2 separate regions of the Homo sapiens genome follow, and region 2 is linked to region 1. A link is a contact called in ENCODE Hi-C or POLR2A ChIA-PET data. All regions are on one chromosome and are shown on one strand. The core of a region is the stretch at or near the end of the contact, and the rest is flanking DNA. Distances in the headings are between cores, read along the strand shown. Region 1 overlaps RORA (RAR related orphan receptor A). Region 2 overlaps RORA (RAR related orphan receptor A).

The links. Hi-C counts contacts between places; a loop is a spot of excess contacts on that map. ChIA-PET counts read pairs that join two places held with the same protein, here RNA polymerase II (POLR2A). Pooled maps may share reads with other maps.
Region 2: a loop to region 1 is called in a pooled map, with 2.3 times the contacts of the local background. The contact joins two enhancer-like sites. A Hi-C loop is called at or near these places in 4 of 50 pooled maps. POLR2A ChIA-PET finds 5 or more read pairs at or near these places in 3 of 52 experiments (T-cell, WTC11 and activated naive CD4-positive, alpha-beta T cell).

What each region holds. Positions count from the first base shown.
Region 1 is chr15:60,566,796-60,570,225 of GRCh38, reverse strand. All of the region lies in intron 2 of RORA (RAR related orphan receptor A), which reads left to right. The region is part of intron 3 of RORA-AS1 (RORA antisense RNA 1); the gene reads right to left. Among named protein-coding and RNA genes, the nearest start is that of RORA-AS1, 89 kb to the right of the region's middle. RefSeq lists a silencer at 1,662-1,956. Within about 2 kb of position 1,910, at least 5 of the 41 ENCODE cell types and tissues checked have a DNase peak (open chromatin) inside an H3K27ac peak, as active enhancers do.
Region 2 is chr15:60,658,782-60,662,211 of GRCh38, reverse strand. All of the region lies in intron 2 of RORA (RAR related orphan receptor A), which reads left to right. It overlaps LOC105370846 (a long non-coding RNA gene), which reads right to left. Exons shown (of 5, transcript XR_007064663.1): 5 at 1-3,430. Among named protein-coding and RNA genes, the nearest start is that of RORA-AS2, 21 kb to the left of the region's middle. RefSeq lists an enhancer at 1,553-1,602. Within about 2 kb of position 1,536, at least 8 of the 41 ENCODE cell types and tissues checked have a DNase peak (open chromatin) inside an H3K27ac peak, as active enhancers do.

The sequences.
Region 1 (3,430 bases), core at 661-3,160:
AGAAAGGAAGGCATTTTTCATGCACATTTAGTTACTCAACAAATATTTATGAAGTGCCCGGGCTGTGTTTGTGTTACTGATGGCCCGTGATCGGCTATCTTCTCTCTTGTCTCGGAGTCAAATAAGCAGGGGGATTGTTGGATCTGTCCCCTTCACCTCCCTTCTGTCGAAGGATCTCACGCTCACATTGTCTTACTTTTCTCTCGTTTTTCCTATCCTTTTAATCTGATCTTTAAATGTCAGTCTCTGTTCTCATCTTCCTTTTTAACGAGTGTGGGTTTCTCATGTTTATCTTGCTCTCCTTTTGCTGACGTATTTGCATCACTTTAGCTGCAGTTAATATCTGCTAAATCAAACCATATTGGCTTGAATAGCTTCCATTGATTTGTGAATAAAAGAATGCTTCAGCTGCTTGGCCCTGCTCTCTGTACGTTCTTTGTCGCCAGTAGGTTTAACTTACTCAAAACCTTCCTTGTCTGCATCCCTCTTTTACCCTTGTATTGTTCATCCTCCCCTGTTCAAGCCATTCACCCTTTTGAGCTGTCGTTACTGTAAGGGAGTGACTGCTATTTCATTTACTCATTATTTACTGAATGAGGAGACTAATTGTCATTTTTCTTTGCTGTTGCCCTGTTTCCCCCTTTTAACCACCACCCTTCCGCCCCTTTATGGTGAGGACCAAAATCACTGTTGTCATTAGCTAGCCTGTATTGAGCATCTACTACATATTTACTAAGCATCATTCAGAAGACTTGAATTTTGTAAAAATGAATCCTTTGGGTTTTTTCTTTTCTTTTTCTTTTTAAAGAGACAGGGTCTCACAGGCTGGAGTGCAGTGTTGCCATCATAGCTCACTGTAACCTGGAACTCCTAGGCTCAAGTGATCCTTCTGCCTCAGCCTCGCCAGTAGCTGGGGCTACAGGCATGTGACACCACACATGGCTTTTTTTTTTTTTTTTTTTTTAATTTTTTAAAGAGATGGAGTCTCTCCATGTGGCCTAGGCTAGTCTCGAACTCTTAGGTTCAAGCAGTCCTCCCACCTCAGTGGTTTCTTTTGAGAAGGAGTGCAAAATGAACAAGGCACTTTCGTTGATTAATTTAATTCAACCAATTTTCTATATATAATACCTCTTACCACAAAGAAATGATTAGATTCTAAATGCCAGAAGATAGAGGTGTGAAAAGACACTAACCACAAAAAGGCCTTTTGTAAATTGTATTGTCAGCGTATTTTAAACTCCAGGAAATGCCATAATATTGAGTTTTTTTTTTTTTTTTTTTAGCGCAAAACCATCTAAACTGAAATCCATATGAAAAATATCAAAACTATTCAGTCAACTTTTACCTACTTCACTTTGTCATCAACAACTCCCTGTTCCGTCCTTGCAAAGCAACTAATCTTTTTTACTTGTACTAGGAAAACATATAAAACCATCCTGACAGTTTGATAATACAACAACAGTGCTTAGATTCAAGATAAATGTATATTACAAGAAAAGTGAAAGAAGCTCTCAGGTGAGTGAGCTCTGGGTCAAGGCCCTTCGAGCCAAAGGAGAGGAGGTCCTGGACTTTGGTCTGATGTGTTCCAGGATCTGTGCCTGGCCTGCTTCCTGCCTCCCATAGCAGCAGCAAGTCCTGCTTTCCCCAGTGAGATCTCGACTAGACTTCCCCAGTGCCTTGTCAGAGAAAAGGGGCTTCTTCCTTCCTTAGAATCATTCTGACACCACACTGAGCCGGGGTATGCAAACAGGGAGGTTTGGGTCTTGAGAATAGATCATGCAAATTTCTTTCTTGTTTCCCTTAACTACATCAGCAGTAGAGAGCAGAGAAAGCCTTCACTGCCATGCTGCCTCATGGAGGTGCTGAAGTTTCTCCCAGGTAGGAGAGGACTTTGGGCTTCTTTTGGCATCACTACCCTCAGGATGCCTGGCTGTTCCACCTTTCTGTGGGTGGGGCAACCCTTGTCTCTGGCAGAACAGAAAGGTGCACAGGGGCAGAGGTAACAGCAGGAGACATAAGCATTGTCCTATCCATTTTCCAGCAGAGCACCACTGTCCTATCCAGAGCTTATTTTCCTGGAAACCATTCTCTCCATAAAACAGTGGTTCTCAACTGGGGGCACTTTTGACCCCCAGGGAACATTTATCAGTGTCTAGAGAGATTTTTTGATTAATACAATTCGAGAGTGCTATTAGCATCTAGCCACAACAAAGAATTATCTCACACAAAATGTCAGTAGTGCCAAGGCTGAGAAACCCTGCCACAGAGCATGCTTTCTACCTTCTGTTCATCATAGGCCCCTTACATATGACATCTTCATTTTCATTTTCAACCCAAACACATTTTATTTAACACCGTATAACTTCAATTTTAAGTAAAGGAATAAATGGAAAACTTTATTGGCATGAGAAAGAAAAAAAGGGAAAGTAATGCATTACCAAAAGAAGCCGGAGATAATCAGTATGTATGAACTCATGCAATGGTAGAATTATTCTTGCTAATAAAAGAGGGTATCGGCTGGGCCTGGTGGCTCACACCTGTAATCCCTGCACTTTGAGAGGCCAAGGCAGGCGGATCACTTAAGGCCAAGAGTTCCAGACCAGCCTGGCCAACATGGTAAAACCCTGTCTCCACTAAAAATACAAAAATTAGTTGGGTGTGGTGGTGCATGCCTGTAGTCCCAGCTATTCGGGAGGCTGAGGCAGGAGAATCACTTGAACCTGGGAGATGGAGGTTGCATGAGCTGAGATCACACCACTGCACGCCAGCCTGGGTAACAGACCAAGACTCAGTCTCAGAAAAAAAAAAATAATAATAATAATAATAATAATGATAATAAAAGAGGGCATCTCTCTAAAAGAAAAGGTGCAAACCCAAACATTTAGTGCCCCTAGGCAGGTGGTGTGAGTGTGGCAGGTAGAGGAGGCACTTGGACCGCTGGACGGCACATATGCTTTGGAAAGGGAGCACCTCCCTTGGCTCTGTCGCCGTTTGGAATAACTGGTCTGTCATCACCAGGTCTTTTTTTTTTTTTTAAGAGAATCTATAAATCTGAACTTTAATGTGAAATTCCCTGGTTATTAATGGCTAGAAACATATTTTAAAAACTCATAGGCTAGCTCGTTATGGAAGCAGATTAATGGTTTTGGCTAGTTCATCTTTGTTAGTATCTTTATCATTATTGAGATTGTGTGGTTGAACATTGGACAGATGAGCTCTCACACGTAATCTAAACAGACTCCTTTCTGTTCTGAAGGCTTAAGTCACCTAGAAAATAAGTCCAAACTCCTTAACAGAGTATTCAAGGCCCTTTAGGATTAGGTCCCGCCAACCTGGCTACCCACTTTCCATCCTTATATTGAGCCATTTGCTCCACTCTACCCTGCCCTTGAGACACAGTGAGCCTCTCTTTGAACACATCACGCATGTT
Region 2 (3,430 bases), core at 287-2,786, 92 kb before region 1:
ATCAAAGATGGGAACCATCATAAGCTAATAATACCATCCCCCAACTGTTGTCATATGAGAAAAAGCTTCTCAGAAATAATTAATGATAAAGCACAAAATGAATTTTAGTTTCATTCATCAAAATCCCAACATTACCTCTATTTTAATGAAATCTGACTTCCATTTTTCTTCTAAGAATGGGAGATCCCAATAGGAGAAAATAAATCCAAGCCTTCTTCATAGAGTGTGGTTGACTGAGAAAAAGAGGTTAAGTGTTTCCACTCTTTGGTTCAATATACATCTTCCTAACACAGACCTCAGCATTCTAAAGTCCCAAGTTTTTCTCCATGCATTCGTGGGATTTTCACAAGTCAAAATACCCCTGTTCCCTCTGGGACCAGAAGCTTGAGATACCAGGTAGTTCTGGACAAGGGCTGCTAGTTTCACAGGTGCTGAAGTTTCAGAAAAATATCTGAACCTCTCGGGTTCTGATGGAGTCAGGGTTTATCTAAATGGAATTAAATCTTCCGTAGCTTTCCAGTGTTTAGTTCCCGTGCCTCTGCCTTGGAAAAGAGGGGGCCCTTTCAGGTTGATAGTGAAGTTAATTGAGATTATTCTTCCCCTTATTCAAAGAGAATTAATAGATGGGAGAAACCCTTTACCTGGTCTCAAAGTTTCCATGGTTCCAACAGCTTCTACCTGGGAAAATCCCCAACCATTCTTTTGGAGATCCCTGTGTCTGAGTGAAAGGAATTCTGAAACTGCCCATAGACATCAATGGCAGCTTGATCAGTCTGCCCTGGGTATTACCATAATAATTACAAGGTCCCAGGCAGATAGCAGCTTTTTAAGTGGCAAAATCACTGTTAGGACAGTGTCCTGTAACTCACTCTTGGGCCAGGAATCCCATGTATGCTATATCAAGTAACTCATCTACATTTGCCATTTTACAGATTGTGCCTGGCCCAGCACATCCGATTGCATGCCTTGTGCAACTGCACCACTTCTTTACAACACTTGCTGATAGTTAGTACAAATTACAGTGATTTTTTTATATAAAGGTAGCTAATGAGCTGAAATGTAAAGTAATTGCTATTTTCAATGGACAGGATGAATCTGCTCTTTAATTTTTTCCTGAAAAAAAAAAAAAATAACTCCTCTATTTTTTTTTTTTGCCAGAATTTCAGTGAGTGATTCACATTACTGTCAATTACACGCCCTTATTATGGATTACAGCCACTAGGCAGCTGTCCAGGAAAACACAAGTCTGAAAATGCTTCTGTTTTAAGAAAATTAAATTCATGGTTGCTCCTCCTGTGGGCATGTGCAGCAGGCAGGAAGCCTCCACTTTCTTGCCAAGGAAAGGGATAAGGACTTGCCTACTTTATCTGAATTAAATAGCCACTCTGACATCTTGAGATCTTGATACCAATGCCCAGATGTAGGGCTTGGTTTTGGTTTCTAAATAGTTTTTTTTTTCTTTCAGTGTGTGTTACAAAACACAGACTGGTGTTATAAAACAGTATTTCTGGTTATGAGTCACAGCAGTGCCTGTGTGTTACCAGAGAGGCCTCATGGAAGCTGAATGGAGAAACTGTTCACCTCCCTTCTTCCCAAAAGTCGGAGTTGACAGTTTGAGGCTCTTAGCTCTGTTTTCAAAGATGTCCTCGTTGCCAGCATATGCAGGTAGATTTCTTTTTAAGGTGCAGGTGAAACTACAACTGAAAATACTATCTGTGCTGTTAGGCTGCTCCACGGTCTAAGAAATCCAGCTTTTATATGGGCAAAATAAAAGCTGCTAAAGTCTGTCAGAGGTATTCTTCCTAGGAATGGTGTAAGATTTAGCAAAATATCTTTAAAGCATTCCATTAAGGTTGCCTAAATCATTTATGCATTTGGGAAAACTGAGAATTACTTGAGATTTTTCCAGTTCTGAGCCTTTAACTACATTTATATCTGATTCATAGAATAAGACATTTCAAATAATATTGCGATGAAGCTGACCTTCACATTATCTGTGTTCCAGATACATTGTGTCTAAGTAATGTCAGCGTCTAAAAGAAATATTTAAAAGACAAAGGATTGTGAATTGGGTGAAATCAGTTTCACCTCTTAGCTTGTTTAGATGCTAATTCAAGCCAAAAACTGAAAGAAAAAAAAATTTTTAGATGATTGATGAAATTTGAATATTGATTGGTTCTTTAGATGATAGTAAATAATTTTTTAATATTGTCAGGCATAATACTGTCGTGGTAGTGGTTTTTAAAAAATCCTTATTAGTTGAGATGAAGACTGAAGTAGTTGTGGATGAAATGACAAGATATCCAAGATTTACTTTAAAATGCTCCAGAAAATAAGTATGTTGGGGAGGACTGGGAATAAATAAAGCCAGAGTGATAAAATATTGTTTTAGCAGGGGGATGGGAACATAGTGGTAGATTATGCTATTCAATTTTTTTATGAACTCAAAAATGTTTGACTGAGTTCTTTTTTTCACCTCCTTGTTGTCTGTGATTTATCAGATGATTATTTTTACATTTGGGGTTTGATCACTTTGGGTAGTTAGTATTTAGTGAGGAGGACATGACAAGGATGAAGCATATCAAGTTCAGGCAGTCAACGATGATCTCTTGAACTATATAAAGTGTATGCATTGCTATGTAAATTATGCATTGATTGTTAGCATGCAAGTAAGAAAAGTTACCTTTTATACTAAGGTTGTCTGACCTTCCTTTCAGGTAGCGAAAAGGTGCAAGCATTACCTGCTCTTGTTTTAAATTTTTTCCCATGTTTTCATAGTCATTAAGGCCTAGATTTGATTGTTGGATGGACTAGAGGGTTAACTTCACCTCCCATGTTAGAGATGAGGACGTTTTCTCAGGGCAGTGTAATGTGTCTTGTTCAAAGTCAGTTCTACTTGCTTACAGAAGTGGAAGCAAGACTGGGACCCTTCAAAATCAGTACCCTTTTCCACTCTATCATGCTTCGCCAATCTTGTCCTTTAAAATACTCATTAACAATCTTCCCTCCGGGGATCAAAGCAGTTTTCTAAATCCAGACCAGTGACTGAGTGTCAGATGTTCATTTCAGGTAGTGTGGCCCCAAATTATCTTTTCTTTTATTGAACATGATTTCCAAGTTGTGTGATGAGTCCCAGAAGTGATCCTTTTTAATTCTGTTCTTGTTAATGCTCTGCAGCAGGTTTGCGGCATGTTCCTCCTCCTCGGGCTTACACAGACTTTCTGTCAGGGATGGGTCAATATACTCCAATGACAGTCTAGGTAGAAAGGAGGAAACACTTGGCCAGCTGATTCCACAAGGACCATCAGCCACTTCTACAGTGCCTTTCCAAAAGGCACTACAGAAACAGTGCCTTTTTTCTACTTTAAGGTGAAATTCCAAACATCACAATTGAAATAGAAACATTTTCCTTCACATGGGAGAACGGACC